Linked DNA regions of Mus musculus: region 1 is linked to region 2. The links are chromatin loops, found by intact Hi-C in ENCODE. Cell type or tissue: left cerebral cortex. All regions are shown on one strand. Links, peaks and the distances in the headings refer to the core of each region. The heading gives the core; the rest is flanking DNA. Region 1 overlaps E130006D01Rik (RIKEN cDNA E130006D01 gene). Region 2 holds the start of Mn1 (meningioma 1).

Region 1 (8,324 bases), core at 290-8,289, 340 kb before region 2:
GACATGATAGTCTGCCCTTACTTTCTACTTGACTGAATCTGGAGTCACCAAGGAGACACACCTCTGGATGTGTCCACAAGTGAGTCTCCAGATCAGTTAGTTGCCTGAGGTGGGAAGTTATCTGAATGTGCATGGCACTGTTCCAGGGGCTGAGGCAGTCCCAGAGTGAACACGAAGGAGAACTTGAGCTGTGTATTAGTCATTATTTTCTTTATCTGCTTCCTGACTACAGACATGGTGGGCTAACTGCCCCCCACCTCCAGCATCATAGCATGACTCTGCTCTGATGGACCACACCCACCCATCTCTATGATGACCACAGCCTCCCACTGCTATGATGAGCACACCTACCCATCTCTATGATGACCGCACCCACCCATCTCTATGATGACCACACACACACACATCTCTATGATGACCACACCCTCTCACTGCTCTGATGGACCACAACCACTCATCTCTATGATGACCACACCTTCCCACTGCTATGATGACCACACCCACTCATCTCTATGATGACCACACCCTCTCACTGCTCTGATGGACCACACCCACTCATTTCTATAATGGCCACACACACCCATCTCTATGATGACCACACTTTCCCACTGCTATGATGACCACACCCACCCATCTCTATGATGACCACACCCTCTCACTGCTCTGATGGACCACACCCACTCATTTCTATGATGACCACACACACCCATCTCTATGATGACCACACCTTCCCACTGCTCTGATGGACCACACCCTCCCACTGTGAGCCAAGTCAATAAAACTTCTCTCTTAAGTTGCTTTTCTCAGGTTCTTTGTTGCATTCATGAGAACCTTAGTACCTTACCTTCTCACTGATCAGGCAGCATCTTAGGCCATTGTTCAAGGCACAATATGTCCTTTGTCACCCATAAATGCACCAGCAGACCACAGCTGTCTACAAGATCTCAGACACCCAGGTGTCCAGATGAAGGAGCAGGTGGCAGACATCACCTTGAGTGCCTGAGGTTCCACAGCCACCCTTGTTGGTCAGTTAATAACAGACCCAGTGTCAGGGATGGTCAGAAACCCACAGCTGACTGGGGAAAAAGAGTGAGACCAGAAGCCTCTAGGTCACCACCACTGAATGACCTCTGGTGTGTAGACCTCAGGCTCAGTTACCTTGTCTACAAATTTGTACCAATAAACTCTTATCCTCAGGGAAAGTCCAGAGAACAACAGGTTCTAAAATCCCCTTTTCTTAGTCACCATTCTATTGCTATGAAGAGGCATCATGACTAGGGAAGTGCTTAGAAACCCTTTAAATATGGGGACTTGCTTACACTTTTGTTGGTCTAGACCATTTTCATCATGGTAGGAGCATGATAGCATGCATGGTGCTTGAGGAGTAGCTGAGAGCTACATCCTGATCCACAGGCAGAGAGAGAGAGAGAGAGAGAGAGAGAGAGAGAGAGAGAGAGAGAGAGAGAGAGAGGGAGAGAGAGGGAGAGAGAGAGAGAGACTTGGAATGGGCTTCTGGAACCTCCAAGCCCACCCTCAGCGACACACTTCCACACTTCCTCCAACAAGTCCACACTTCTTAATCCTTCTAATCCTTTCAAATAGCACCACTCCCTGGTGACTAAGCATTCAAATATATGAGACTATAGAGGTCATTCTTTTTCTTTTTTTTTTTTTTTTTTTTTTTAATTTCTTTTTTTTTTTTTTTTAAGATTTATTTATTTATTATTATATGTAAGTACACTGTAGCTGTCTTCAGACACACCAGAAGAGGGAGTCAGATCTTGTTACGGATGGTTGTGAGCCACCATGTGGTTGCTGGGATTTGAACTCTGGACCTTCGGAAGAGCAGTCGGGTGCTCTTACCCACTGAGCCATCTCACCAGCCCAGGTCATTCTTTTTCAAACCACAACACCCTTCTCCAGCCTGGCCCTGGTTAAAGGTGAACTTTAACAAGGCAGGTAACCTTTCCCTCAATCCCAGGTACTGGGTCTCTTTTGTAGATTCACCTCTGGGGTGATGTGAGACCCACTGTAGATAGTGGGAGTCAGACCCCCCTAGCTCCTTCTTCTCTGGAAACAGACATTGCCTCATCGGCCTTTCCAGTTCACCTCTCCTTCAGGGACCCTGGAAGTCTTGTTTGAAATTTGAACAGTCTCACAGGCAGATCAGATATAGACACAGCCAAGATGGCACTCTCCTTTCTCTCCCTGCTTTGGACACATGGGTATCTGATGCAGCAATGCCCTGGATGAATGGCCTGCAGATCAACAAAAGCTTCCCAGAGAATCTCCTCCTCAGCCACAATCCTTGGAAGAATTAAAAGCAGGTGCCATCCCTGTTAGGCGACTGAGCCTCAAACCTCTGTCTCCTGAGGTGATGCTGGCCTATCCTGTCTGATAGCCACCAGCTGGCCTTGTACTGATCGTTCTGGAAGCTCCAGGGTACCCCAGTTGTCCGTTCCCGAATCAGCAGCATCTAATCACTGACTTGTGGCCAAAGGGGCCCCACGAGCAGTCTGGGCTGAGCCATGAGGCAGATGAGAGAAAAAATGGGTGCTGTCTACCTTCTGGAGCCAAGCCCTTACTTTCCTGTTGCATGTGGCACACAGTAGGGGGCTTTCTTGGAAGCAACTGCCTTTGAATCCATCTCTTTCCTTGGGAGCAGAGTGGGAAGCACTGATTCCTGTGTGGGGAGCACCTGCTTCCATGATGATTGACAGGAGCACAAAGCCCAGGGGAAACTATTAACATAGTCCCACCCTCTGAACATAGTGAGCCAATCAGATGTCGGCATAGGAACGGACTGTCCAATCAGAGTGTTTCTCAGTGTTTAGGGACATTTCCCGTCCTCCATGCTGGGTCAGGAGGAAGGACACTTGGAATGAGTTAGACAAGCTGGAGACAGGAGTCAGGCAGCAAAGTACACTTAGTAATTGACAGTATCGCTGCTGGATCCAGCTTCACCTGAAAGCTGAAACGTCTAGCTTTTCTTGTACACAAGTCTAGAGCCTTCTTCTTTTTTTTTTTTTTTAATTTGAGTCAGGTTTCCAGTTCCTGGCAAAATAAATTGCCCTAATTGGTACACCAATTATAAACGAGGAGACCGAGCCTCCTGTGAGCTCTTTCTGTCAGTGTGTCTGGGGAGACATCCCACCGTTTGTCCCACCCAGCACAGGGACGGTGAAGGACGTGCCCCCGTGTGTGCTGAGCTCCTTTGGAAGTCCCTGGCCCCTGACTCCTCAGCAGAGGGGGACTCTGAAAGCCTGCTGGTTGTAAGTGGGCTTGCAGAGAAGAGGAGTGGGGAGAGGAAGGGAACTGGGGAAAGGAGCTGCTTGCTCCTTTTGGTGCCGGCTGCTCATAGCATAAAAATATGCAAATTTATTCAGAGAGGCTGTGTATGGCGCAGGCAGATATGGGAGAGGAAGGAGGAAATACACTGCTGTGTCGGGGACTCTGCTCTAACGGGGCTCCTTCAAACCCCATCTGCTTCATTCCTGCCTTCTCCAGCCTACGGGGCGCAGGGGTGCAGACCACTGGGTGCCCTCCCTCCCGCTGCTGCCTTCCAGCACCCACCAGGGCTCCTTCCTCCACGGTTGCTCGGTTGCTCGCTGCCTAGCAGAGCTTCCAAACCACCGCAAATTGGGTGGGGCTGTAGGCAAGACTGAGCCCTCCCAGAAGCCAGCTATTATCAAGATGCCCCTCTACAACCTCATACCCAAGGCTATGAAGTCTGATCCGCAGACCAGTCTTCTCCCTCTGCCCCATGAGTCCCACGCCCAGCCTCATCTCCCCCTTTCCTAGAAGACTCCTAGGGCCACATACCCTGTGAGCTGCTTCCAGGGCCCAGTGCTAACTCCACCTGCAAAACAGGGCAAGCTTTACCATGGACTCTGAACGGAAGACACTCCCATCAGGGCACGGCTCCCAGCTCAGCTACAGTAAGCTCTTCTCTGTCCCCAAACAAGACAGCAAGAGTACCAATGAGGAGAGACACGGGATGAAGGAGGAGTAAGAGTGGGATACTACCTGACCAGTGTCATGCTTTGCTCTCTCTGAGTCTCCCATTAGATCCCACCCCGTCCCCCTGCCCTGTCCATGTCAGGCAGGCAGTCCATCTTGACTGACCCACTTCACAGATGAACAGGGCAAATCTCACAAGCAATGGTGGGATTCCATGGCTGGCCTGTGGTACATAGCTAGCTGGGAGTAAGTGGGCTGATATGGCAATCCAAGCTCTAACATGGTACATATGTGTGCTATCATGTCAGGGGCCGGGAAGTTATTGAACACTTTTGCCTGCATTGAGGAGGTGGAACCTCTCGGTCCTGAGATGGAATACTTTTCCTCCTTCAACTAACCTTGCACTTTGAGAGTGGGAAGTCAGGTTGTCATTTCTGAATCCCAGTTGAATAAATGAGTGGGTGGGTAGATGATAATTAGATGGATGGAGGAATGGACTGAGAGTTGAGTTGAGGGGTAGGTAGATGGGAATTGGGTGGGTAAGTGGATGGGTGGATAGGCAGGTGAGTAGAAGATGGGTGTATGAGCAGGTGGATGAGCAGGTGGATGGGCAGGTGAATGAGCAGGTGGATGAGCAGGTGGATGGGCAGGTGGATGGGCAGGTGAATGAGCAGGTGGATGGGCAGGTGGATGGGCAGGTGGATGGGCAGGTGTATGGCTGAATGGGTGGATGATTGAGTAGATAGATGAATGGGCAGGTGATTAATAGATGAATGAGTGGATGAGGAGCCAAATGTGGAGGAGGTATGGTTGGGAGGATGGAGAGGCAGGTGGAGAAATAGCTAGAAATGGGTGTGTAAGTAGTTAGATAGATGATATGTATGGTGACGCCCAATGAGTTTCTTACAGAATTCCTGCACTGCTTAAATGCTGATGTTGCAACACCGCCAGGGTTGAATGAATGAGAAGCAACAGAGGAGAAGAGGGTAAACACAATTCCCCAGTCTGGGAGTCACGGACACCCCACAGCACAGGCGCCCCACAGCACAAGGCTCTCCACAGCAGGGCGCCCCACAGCACAGGTGCCCCACAACCCAAGGCGCTCCACAGCACAGGCTCTCCATAACACGGGCGCCCCACAGCACAGTCGCCCCACACAGGGCACCTCACAGCACAAGGCGCTCCATAGCACAGGCTCTCCATAATACGGGCGCCCCACAGCACAAGGCGCTCCACAGTACGGGCACCCCACAACACAAGGCGCTCCACAGCACAGGCTCTCCATAACACGGGCGCCCCACAACACAAGGCACTCCATAACATGGGCGCCCCACAGCACAAGGCGCTCCACAGTACGGGCGCCCCACAACACAAGGCGCTCCACAGCACAGGCTCTCCATAACACGGGCGCCCCACAACACAAGGCACTCCATAACATGGGCGCCCCACAGCACAAGGCGCTCCACAGTACAGGCGCCCCACAACACAAGGCACTCCGCAGCACTGAGGATGCCCCACAACACAAGGCGCTCGCTCCACAGCCTTCCCCAACCGCTGTTGTCTGCTTTCTAAATAAACCCGAGACAGAGCCATGTGGGGTTACAAATCAGCCGGAAATCAAATGCTAACATGTAAATAAATTGCAAATCAGCTGAGAAATTGGTTTCATTTTGAGACGATAAAGCGCATTTCTCCTGTGCTGATTTTGTAAGGCGCCCCTTAAGAATTGTAATATTCCTGTGTGGTAATGATAAACATTAGTGAGTTGCTTTAGAAATGAAAAACTAGACAGCCTCTGGGGATTTGAAAAACATATGCACTTCAAATTTGAAAATCCAATTTAACTGTCCATTATAAGGAGAATAAAAAGGTAAGGATGGGATAATTTCGCAGTTACACAGCGTTTGACTAAATCTGATTCCGCGATGACAGACACACTTTAAAAGCTACAAGCCCGAATGCAAGCAGACAGCAGATCATTTATTTATGATTGTAATCTACCTGCCGTCTAACAAGTTAGAGACGGGGCCGGTGGCTCCCCGACTCTGGACACGTGTGCATGCTTGTCAGCCAACACGCTTAAAAACACTTCTCTTGGAATTTCTGGGGGAAAATAAATAAAGGGCGGGGAAGACAAAAGAGATATTCCCGTTGGCAGCTACAAAGTTTACAAAGTTTAGGAGAAGCACCTCTCTCTCTCTCTCTCTCTCTCTCTCTCTCTCTCTCTCTCTCTGCCTCTGTCTCTTTCTCTGCGTGAATTTTTCCTAAGCGACACTGGAAATCACTCGTGTATGAGAGCATGTGTGAATGGCCATGTTTGCACGTAATACCATTGCTCAGCATCACGTGTGGTGTGACAGCTCAGTCTACACCTAGAAGCATCCACAAGGGCAGGACTCGTTCTCCCCACCACCACCACCACCATGGAGCCCCCACTTATTTTGTCAGCATGTCTGCCATGGTCTCCCTGCCCCATGCATACCCTGAGACCTCCAACTCAAAGCTTCTCTCCTTAAAATCGGCAGGGTTTCTCCAAGTACAGGTTTGAAAGTTGCTAGAAGGAAAGGTCAGAGGTAGGCAGACCAGCCATGTTGCAGAATTCCACAGGGGAAATGAGCAGATATAGGCTCCATTCAGTGCAAAGGTTAACAGTTTCCCATAAGAGAGAATCCTTGCACTGTTGGGGAGGCTGGTGGAGGCGTAGGAAGCTCAGGATGCTGAAGGAGGTTGGGGTATGCTTAAGAGGCTATGAGAAGCTGTGGGGAGCTATGTGAGGCTGTAGGGGGCTTTGAAGTTCTGAAACCCTTGAAATCTCTTAGAAAATGAAGGAACCAGGTAAATTCCACTACTGTGCCTTTTGAAAATGGCTAATAAACAACTAGATCTCACCTGGGATTTATGCCATCCACAGTCACAAAGCTAAGGACCGGTAAGTCTGCAACCTGCCCCATCTGTAGCTGTGCGAATGTGTGTGTACAATCAAAGCAAAGTTTATTGAGCACGTAGCATATACCATTTGCTCCTGGAGGCAGGAGAAACGCAGAAATACAGTGAGATCAGACACCAAGGTTCTGACTTCTGTGGACAGAGTAAGAAAGTAGGATGGGGGGTAAGGTGACCCCAGGTCATACTGGGGAGAGAGAAAGGTACTGGATGAAGGGGTCACTCGAATGAGGAAGGGGCCGTACTCAGGGGACCAGGGGACAGGTTTCTGTGAAAGGAAGGGCATTGCAGACAAAGGGAATGGAAATGTGAGACTCCTGGAAGCACCAAGCTGCAGTGTAAATTGGAACAGGCAGGCCAAGAAGCAGTGTCCTCAGCCAACAGGGCCCTGTGTAGGTGTCAAGCCAACACTGAGAAACAAACCCATAATCCTTAAAAACTCCCCAACAGCAGGCTGAGTACGGAGCAACCAAAACAAGGGGTGTCTTTGCAGAAGGGTATGAAGGGAGTGCCGAGTTGATCCCATGGGTGAACCAGGTCTCTGGGAGCTGCATCAACTCAAAACTATAAGCAGGAACATGCCCTGTGGCTTTAAGAGTGGAGAGAGAGATTTATGTGATCAATGAAGCCCAGGGCACTTGGAATTGGTGTGTATTCAGACTTTTCTTAAATAAGGAAGAGAAGGGGGATACAACTGAAGTTTCTGGAGAGGAGGGGACACTGGGTTGTGGGCTTTGGTATGGGCAGCACCATTTTTATTACCCTTCGTGGGAAAACCTGGTGAGCTGCCACCCCCAGGTTACAGGACGGCATATGATTCTTTCCAGGGCTCATGTCCCTGTGTTTCTGACACATTCAAAAATGGGGGATTTAAATCTATGTACAGTTGCAGAGAGCATCTAGCAGCCCATGGGACATGCCTCCATCACCCAGACTCTTGTAACTCTCCACCGGTGACCCATCCGGATCCCTGGGATCCGGTGCTGACCCGAGCTGTGCTCCATCCTCGCTTGTCACCGGAGAGCGTGCGCAAGATTTGATCAGACTTGCACAAAGCCAGGCAGAGCCTGTGTGGAACTGTCAGATGAAATAATTTATCGGTGATGACTGTGTGAATTCGTAAATATTTATGAATTCACAAGTTATAAGTGTGCAGCTTGCAGGAGGGAGCGATCTCAGCTCACCAAGTCCCAGATTACAATGAATATTCACAGAAACCCCAATCTGCCAATATTAGCTCTTTGTGCTTACGGTAAAGCTTTGCCTTGGACTGTAACCCTTTCTGGGATGGAGTGTCTGAGGAAAACGCACTGGAGCAAAAGGAATGATTCCCTACCCATCCATACTCCCCCCCCAAAAAAAATTAAAATAAAATAAAAATAAAACCAGGAGATGCTGTGCCGCATACGGAGCCTGAGGAG
Region 2 (8,324 bases), core at 202-8,201:
TCGAAATGCTGCAGCCTCTGGTTGGGCGCCTGCTGAGGAGGGGGATGCTGCATGCTGAAGACAGGCTCAGAATATGGGTGCATGCTCCGGTTCTCTAGCCGATGGATGGGATACTCGAACTGAGCATGTTGACTGGGCAGCATGGGGCCCCCGTCCTGCAGGCCGCCACTGGGTGTGCCAGCCTCACCCTGCTGGGGCCGCGGGAGCGCAGGAGGGCAAGAATTCTGTCGAACCAGAAGTCCCGGTGGCGGCGGCTGCTGCTGCGGGGGCGGCTGCTGCGGGGGTGGTGGGGCCTGCTGGGGAGGCTGCATTAGCGGGTGCCTGGAGCCCACTGCAGGCTCCAGACCCACAGGCATCTTTCGGGCCCCGCCAAACCTCTCGAAGAACACTCCGTGCTGCGGTTGCTGCTGTTGTGGAGGCGGCTGGGGTGGCTGGCTGTGCATTTTGGACAAACCCACCATGCCTGAGGCTCTAGGCATGGCAGAAGCACCCGGGAAAGCGCCCCCGGGAACCTGGCGACCCGCAGCATAATGTGGCAGCTGCCCTTCAGAGTCAGAGGGTGAAAACATGTCAAAATGTCCTGAGGGCGGCTCGCTCGGGTAATTGTATTCCAGGGAATCTACGGCTCCTTGGTTCGTCACCCTCCGGGGCTCCAGGCTGTGAGAATCCGAGCCGCTAGAGGCGGACAGGCCGTGAAAAGAGGCAGCCCGGTTAGGGCTCTGGTCCAGAGGCAGGCACGGGGCAGGCACGGCGTGGCCCGAGGTGCCCGAACTATGGAAGTCCGGGAGGTTTCCTGGCCGCTGCGGGCCGAAGCCCTCCGGCCCCTGGCTCTCCGCCATGTGCTCATAACTCTCTGCGAAGGGAGGCTGGCTGCCCAGGCCGCCCGCTGCACCTCCGTAGCCAAGCAGCCGGCCCCCGTGCAGACATGAGGCACCTGGATCCGGACCACCGAAGTTGCCCCCAAAGTGGGGGTGATGCTGGTGCGGGTGATGGCCTCCGGGATGGCTGTGGTGAGGCTGCTGACCGCCGAAGAAGCCATGCACAGGCTGCGCCTGCAGCCCCCCTGCGTGCAGCTCGGAGTGGCTGCGCGCATGAAAGCCGTAGGGCTCCATGTTCAAGCCCAAGATCGGGGGTTCGCCCAGAGCGCTTATTGCAGGGTCCACGGGGCCAGTAGGAGGCCCGGCGTGGAAGGCAGGAGCCTTAAAGTGGGCGTTCATGCTCAGTCCGGCTTCGTTAAAGTTCCCCTCGCCCTGACCAGCGTGCCGGCTGTTGATCTGGGGCTCGAATTGGTCCAGCCCAAACATACTTGGCGGGGGCGGGGGGGGCGGGGGGGGGGCGGGAGGGGATCAATAGGGCATGACAGCCTGCTCCGCCGCGCGCCTCCGGCCAGGTACTCGCCTCAGCCGAGGTTCCGGCGCTCCGGGACGTTCTGCACCGCGGGGCGCAGCGCTCACTGCCGCCCGGCCCAGCGCGCGGGCGCTGGCTAGGAGCTCTCTCCGCTGCTCTTCGGAACCTCGAAATCGACCCAAGCGGGCCTCTCACGTCTTGCGAGGCCGCGGCGCCTCCTGGAGCCTTGTCGGGGGGCCCATGCCCCGGGTCGATGGCACGGTCGCGGGTGGGTATGCGGAGAGGAGACCTGGAGGCCGACGAGCTGAGACAAAAAGTTAGATAGGGGGGAGGGAAGGGGACGGAAGAGCAGAATGATCACCTCTGGAGTCCGCGGCGCGGCGGCTGGGGCCGTAGCGGAGCCCCTTGGTCCTTCCCCTGCCCCGAGTCCCCGCTCCCGGGCCGCACCGGCTCCCGCACCTCCGGTCGGCCGCGGGCGATCGGCGGCGAAAGCCTCAGCGGCTCGGAAGACGGGCTGCTCCGCTCCTCATCGCCGGTGCTGGATTCACAGCAGTAGACGCGGGCGCCGGAGCGGGAACGCAGGCTGCGGGAGACGCGCGGCTCCGCGGCTCCGCGGCTCGGGCTCGATCGCCGGTCGCCGCGCGAGTTCGCGGGAGTCTCGGGCCGCGCGCGGGAGGGGAGGCGTGGGGCCGGCGGTTCCGAAGCTGTGGTTCCCGCCTCCGCACTCCACGGGTCCCCTCGGACCCGGGAATGGGCCGCGCGGGCGAGCAGGGCGCGCGGGGCGGGCGAGGCGCTGCGAGGTCCGGGATTCCGCTCCGCGTCTGCCTCTCGCCGGCGCCGGGAGAAGCAGCAACAAGTTTTGCGTTTCAGCAATCCATTCCAGCCATTACCTCTGCACCAATCAGCGCCGCCCGAGCGGGCTCGGGGGCGGGGCTCGCTCTTAAGGTGGTCCCGGGTCCCGGCTGCGCAGGCCCGGCCACCAACCCGCGCTACTCCGGGTCCGGCGCTACGGCGTTGGGGGTGCGCCCCAGGTGCCCCCGGCTGGGGAGGGCGCGAGCCTAGGACGACGGCGGGAGCCAGGCTTTGTCCGCCCCCTTCCCATTCACGCTGTTCTCAACTCCCCACCCCCAACCGGAGCCAGCGCGACCTGCGGGGTGGGCAGGGGGCGGGGAGGTGGGCGGTGAGCTGTGCGGGGCGCACAGACAATGGGGTAGCCTGGCAGAGTCCCCGGACGCGCCAGGGAAAGTCGCTAAGTGTCGCCTGTGCTGCAGCCCGGGGCAGCGCCCCAGGGAGCCGGCCCTGGCAAGTTCACGAGGTGATCGCCGAGGGGAAACACGAAGTAAGGTTGTCTCTGCGACCAGAGACTGGCTCGCTCCTTCCCTAGTCTCCCACCGTCCGCGGCTTCCGGTTCTCTGCCGCTGGCTCCACCGGGAAGAAGCCACGCACCCTCGGCCGCTTTGTGGAGCCACTTCGGGTGAGCCCGGCGCGGGAGCGACGAGGCGAGACAATGCGAAACCCTGAGGAGAGCGACGCGCAAAGGGCGCACGGGGTGGGGGCGGGGGTGGGGGCGACACCTTGCTGCGGCCACAAGCAGGCAGGCCCAGGCCCTGAAGGGCGCGAAGTTGGCCTCCTTAAAAGATCAATTAAACTGAAGAGGTCAAAGAACGGAATTGGATTGTGATACTAAAATCAATAAGAGTGATTTAATACCTACCCTATTTCATATGGAATATTTATCCCAATAATCTTACTTAAAATTGTTTAGATCTTTCTACTCCTCACGGAGTAGAGGCTGAAATCTATCTTGCAATTAAAAGTTAGAAGTTGGAGGTGATAGGAGGTGGAGGTGTTTATTCTGTGGACGCGCGCGCACCCAAGCGCCAGCATGCGTGTGCGAGTTTTCCTCTCAAAGTGTAAGTAGGGGAGGAGGGGCGGAAAGGCTTTTAATTTTCCTTGTCATGAAATAAAGCGAGACAATTTTGCTGGCAAGCCAGGATTCTTAAAAGAAGAGGGGAAAAGAAAAAAAAAAAACTTTCGTTGAAGTGCCCCCGATATCGCTATTAAATCTAAATAAAATTAAGCACGGTGTATAAAAATGCCTTCCCCCCCCCCACAAAAGAAAGTGTTTATCGCCCAAGTCTGTCTAGCGTTTGCTAAATTACGCATGAAATCTGAAATGAAATAAACGTTATAATAAAACCAACCCGGAGCCCTTTTTATTTAAAAACCTCAGATTAAGCACTCCACTGTCGCGGGCATGAGTTAAAAGTTACCGTGTCATTCGCGGCCGATTCATTACTCCCTGGAGCTTCTGAGGAAAGAAACGTTGGAAAATGGGCTCGATTTAGGAAGGGGGGGCAGGAAGCCCCAAGAGACGTCTCAAGAAATCACACACACACACCCAAGACACACACTCTTTCACACACACAAACCCATCCCCCACACACTCACTCACCCCCACCCCCACCCTCACACACTCGAAATAAAAGCTCTCAGGAAGCTGCAACAAGCTCGGGTTTTTCCTGCAGTCTACAGATTTTTTTTTCTTTTGAAATTAAAAATGAAAATTACCCCCACCAAAAAACGGGGCCCATAAATAAGCATTGGGAAGAAGTATTTGTGCAGGGTGGTGGAGTTTTAAAAGGATTTTTCTGCAGGATCAGGTTGTTGGTCTGTGATTAAATATTGATTTTGTGTAATTAGTTTTCATGCGAACTATCCTCTTGCTGATAGCTTAGAGGTTTCAGAACTAGAAAAGAAATGGAATTGGACATGGAAATTATTACTTAGCAAAGTGACAGGGAAGGAAAGCCAGCGAGAAGACAGAGGCTTTGCCTGTGTAGGCACAAAGGAAAGAGCACCCCGTTAGACACCCCCAACTAACCCTCCAGGCCCAGAGCTGAGGGCCCTTGAACCTCCTGGGCAGAAAGGGGGAAGAGTTCCGGAATAGATGTCAGGAGGAGACCCCAGGTAGCAGAGCTGTGACACCTGGTCATGTGCCTCTGTCCTGCGGACAGTAGCCTTCTAAATAGGTTGAGATGGAATGTCTTGTATTCTGGAGGGGACCGGGAGGTGGTGGGGGGGGGGCCTGTTTGGAGCACTAGGAAGAGATGTTAGGAGCTGGGAAGAAAGACTCACAGGCCTGCTGTCTGGGAAGCACTGGTTTGAGGGTTTGGGGTGTCACTCCATACTCTTTGGTAGAGGGCCCCCACATCTGAAGGGAGGAGGGGGTGGGCATATATTTTCCAGGCTCTTTCCCAGAGTCAGCACTTTGGGGTGTGTGTCTGAAAGAGGGTGGGTAGGGTCCCCTTCCTTAACACTATAAATGGACTACGCTTACATTTGTCCTTGCCCCAGGAGGCTAGCCTACACCTGTGTGTTTCTATATATGGCAGATGCATGCATCTTTGGAGGCCACTGTGGTGTGTGTGTGTGTGTGTGTGTGTGTGTGTGTGTGTGTGTGTGCACTCAAGTGGATGTTGTCTGCTCCCAGCCACCACCTCTCTCTGGGTGTGCAACTACGTATCTCTGTGCAGTTGCCTCTGCCCTTTGGGTGCCCTCACCCCTGCCCTTGTGTGCCTGATGTCCTACTGGCAGGAGGATATGCTCTTCTGCGGGGCCTTTTGCACCGCAGCTCGAACCCTCTGTGATGTGGGCACCCCTGTATATGCCTGTGTGTGCACACACCTCTGGAGCTGGCTTCTGTTTCTTTCAAACAGACACATTGCCCCCTAGTGCTCAAACGGACTCAGAGCCCCTGCCGGCACCAAGCCAGGAGCTGCAGAGCCTCAGGCATCTAGCTGGGCCTTCTCCTTCCTCTCCCCCTTCCTGTACCCCACCAACACCACCACTACTGAGCATGTTGGCACCAGCAAAGGAAGGAAGGGACACAGATGGGCTGGGGCCCTGAGGCTACTTTGGGGTGCTCTGAGCTGGTAACATGTGAGGAGCTGCCTGGAATGTCCCCTTAGCTGCTCAGAACAGCTTCCAACTGGGGCTGAAGAAGGGCTTCTGAAGTCCACATACAAAAATACGCATGCTCAAAATGCACAGCCCTGAGAGCAGGAGACACAATGCTCGTATTTGCCCATCAGCCCACACAAATCTGAAGGGTGCCTGTCAGCACACGCGCAGTAGACAGACAGGAGACAGTCCTAGGGACAGGCCAGTGAGGTGTCCTCTCATCTGGCTGTATACAGGGGGCTTCCCATCTAAAGTCTGACTTCATCTTCTCAGTGCCTTCAAGGTCCAGACCTGACCTATTTGACAGATGCCTCTCTTGGTCAAGGAATTTGCCCAGAGCAAGGTAATAGCAGATCCCAAATTCCAGTCCACAGACAGCATCCTGGGGCTACTGCCAGGCCTAAGCTAGCATGGCCTCCCTGGATCCTTCCCCAACAAATGTTCTTTCCCTTCCCCGCATCTCCCATGCACTCTAGAGCTTGGACACTTGGCTTCGTCCTCTGTAAGGTCTGGAGAAGCCTGCTTATCCAACATCTTGCCACGGAGTAGCCCCAAGATGAAGTCCTTCATGGACCTATGGGTTTAAATCTTATCTTCTTGGGCTGTGTTACCTTGGGCAAAATATTACCTTCTCTGAGCTTCTATTTTCTGTTTGGAAAGGGGCATCCATGCCGGAGCATAAGGGTGATTGATCATTGATTGTGTTTGCAAAGCCAATAGACCTCACGTGTGGCTGGGTGAGTAAGCCTCCCTCCCAGCCACTATTCTCATCGAGCCTCTGTCTGCTTCTGCATTTGAATGAAAAAACGCAGAGGAAAACAATGGTCTCACTCAGTCCTGCTCAGTAGCCCAGCTATCAAAGGTGGATGTCTCAGTGGATGCCTTACTGCTCCCTGCTCCTGCTCCTGCTCCGAGCTAGTGTCAGTGGAGCAGTCTAGATGGTACCCTGGACAGAAACCTCCAGGCAGCCCCAGTGTGACCAGGAGAGAAGACCAAGGGGCTGGCTGACTAGTAGGTACAAGGGATGAGACCTTCCTGTAGCCACAGGCTGCTGGTTGCTAAGCAACAACAATTCCACCTCTCTACACACCGATACCTGATATCTTCTAAGAGTGTCTCTTCTAGCCGTCCACTGTATGTGAAGGTTCCATCTGGAAACTCAGCAAAAGAAAAGTCAGAAAACAATTTCAACCTTTAGATCAGATCAAAGAAGTCCCCCTTTTTTTTTTTTTTTTTTTTTTTTGGACATGAGAAAGATTCCATCAATAGGGGCTAAAAATACCTGTGATAAGAGGGTAAAGAAGTAGAAAAGGGTTTCCCAAAGCTTTGAAGGGTTTTGAGGATAGAATAGGAGTATGAGACTCAGATGAGGCCAAAGGACCTTTTCAGATAAAGAAACTAGTTAGAAGGATACGGGAATTTTCAGGCAGCATTCAGGAGAACAAAAGTGCCAAGACCTGCATCAGAGAAGGTGGACACACGTGGGCCTCATGAATACCATGAAAGATCAGAAGCAAATTCCTAGAGACCTGAAAACCATTCCTTTCTTTGCCCTTCAAGGTGGTTCCAGAAGTCATTTTCACCTGGCTTCCTTGGAAACCAGGCCAGGGGGAGAGAGGGAGTCCTGTGTTTGTCCCTAAGCAGCCAGCCCAGGACATACCACACTATTTTCACGACTAAGTTTCATCTTGTGGCACAAGACTCCCTGGGAAACAGGTCTGCCCACTTGTTCCTGGTAAGAACAGCTTGGGTATGAGAGTCATAACTGTCAGGTTCAGAGCCACTGCCACTGTCCTGACCAGGCAGCAGCCTAATAAGGTGTCTTACACCTACAAAGTTGCCTACAAAGGGGTCGGGGAGAGGGAGATACGCAAGAAAGAACCTGGCTCACTGGATAGATGGATGGACAGACAAACAGATAGATAATTAGTTGAGAGAGAGAGAGAATAAGAAGATGGATTGGATATATGGATGACAGGTAAACAGGTGATGAAAGAGAAGAGAAACAACAAGGAAACAAAAAGAAACAAAGAAGCAAAAGGAAAGGTGAATAGATAGAAAATAGACAGCTGGATGGAGAATGGATAGATGATAATGAATGGTGGATAGATGAATGAATGGATGGGTAGATAGACAGATGATAGACTGGGGATGATGTGTGATAAACGGGTGATTCGTAGGTAAAGATAGATGGTTAGTTTAGGTACTCAGGTGATGGACGGGGTCATAGCAGGCAGGGAGACTAGTAGGTCACTGTTACTATAACCAACAGCCACTGTTGGTTATTAGCAGGCTCCATTGCTCTCTACTTTGTAAACTTTTTAAACTGAGGCACAGAGGATAGGTGAAGCGATGCACCCGAGCTCACAAAGCAAATGAGCCAGAAGTAGCATCTAAGCAGCTGGCACCCAGACCAAGGCTCTCTCTGCTCCACTCTGCTTAGCTCCTTAGGAATCCAAGCTGTTGTCTTAAGGGAACACGGCCTGACGCCCTGAAGGCCCTCAGCCTAGAGGGAGACTCTCCTCTCTTTTCCTTCTGGGCAGCCTGACCTTAGTGTGTCAGCATAGAAACCCACTGACTGTCCCCTCAGAAGGAAGGTTATTGGGGCCAGGTGGATCCTGTGCCACAGAAGCCTTCTTGGCACCATAGGCCATTCAACTGCTCAGTACCCAGCCACTAGGGGTATGGGGACTCCACAGGTGCTTCAGGGCTCGGCTGTGCTGGGTCCTTTGTGCCACACAAGGCAGTTCAGCACAGCCCGAAGCTGCCCAGCTGACAAGTGACTGAAGCTCATGTGCCAGGCACTGGGGTAGTGCTGCCCTGAGCACACAGAGGCTGAGGGGAGACAACTGTCCAGAGGGGACATCCCAATAGCAGCCAGAGCTAGTCCTTTCTTTGGGGTTTTGTTTTTGTTTATCTTTATTTTGTTTTATTATTTGTTTGTTTATTACTTTTTTTTTCTTTTGAAAGAGTCTTGTAACATAGCCCTGACTGGAAACTCACTAGATAAACCA

Evidence for each region. A loop is a pair of places that touch in the nucleus more often than their neighbours do. Peaks named below come from ENCODE experiments on the same cell type or tissue, not always from the same donor. Only the 100,000 strongest peaks of a DNase experiment are listed, where the experiment ranks them.
Region 1: it touches region 2 in a loop (3-fold over the local background); 5 of 42 quality-filtered maps call a loop at or near these places.

Annotation. Positions count from the first base shown.
Region 1 is chr5:111,749,986-111,758,309 of GRCm38, reverse strand. The region is part of intron 1 of E130006D01Rik (RIKEN cDNA E130006D01 gene); the gene reads left to right. Among named protein-coding and RNA genes, the nearest start is that of E130006D01Rik, 7.6 kb to the left of the region's middle. In left cerebral cortex, for the core only: no CTCF peak of the experiment used is centred there; DNase peaks (open chromatin) are centred at 3,407, 3,580, 4,161, 8,074 and 1 more place; H3K4me3 peaks cover 511 bases; H3K27ac peaks cover 1,182 bases.
Region 2 is chr5:111,411,146-111,419,469 of GRCm38, reverse strand. It overlaps Mn1 (meningioma 1), which reads right to left and starts at 2,170. Exons shown (of 3, transcript NM_001081235.2): 1 at 1,807-2,170; 2 at 1-1,651. The coding sequence starts at 1,304. In left cerebral cortex, for the core only: CTCF peaks have their summits at 2,192, 3,220 and 5,102 (motif pointing left); DNase peaks (open chromatin) are centred at 2,233, 2,577, 3,236, 5,089 and 3 more places; H3K4me3 peaks cover 3,176 bases; H3K27ac peaks cover 2,535 bases.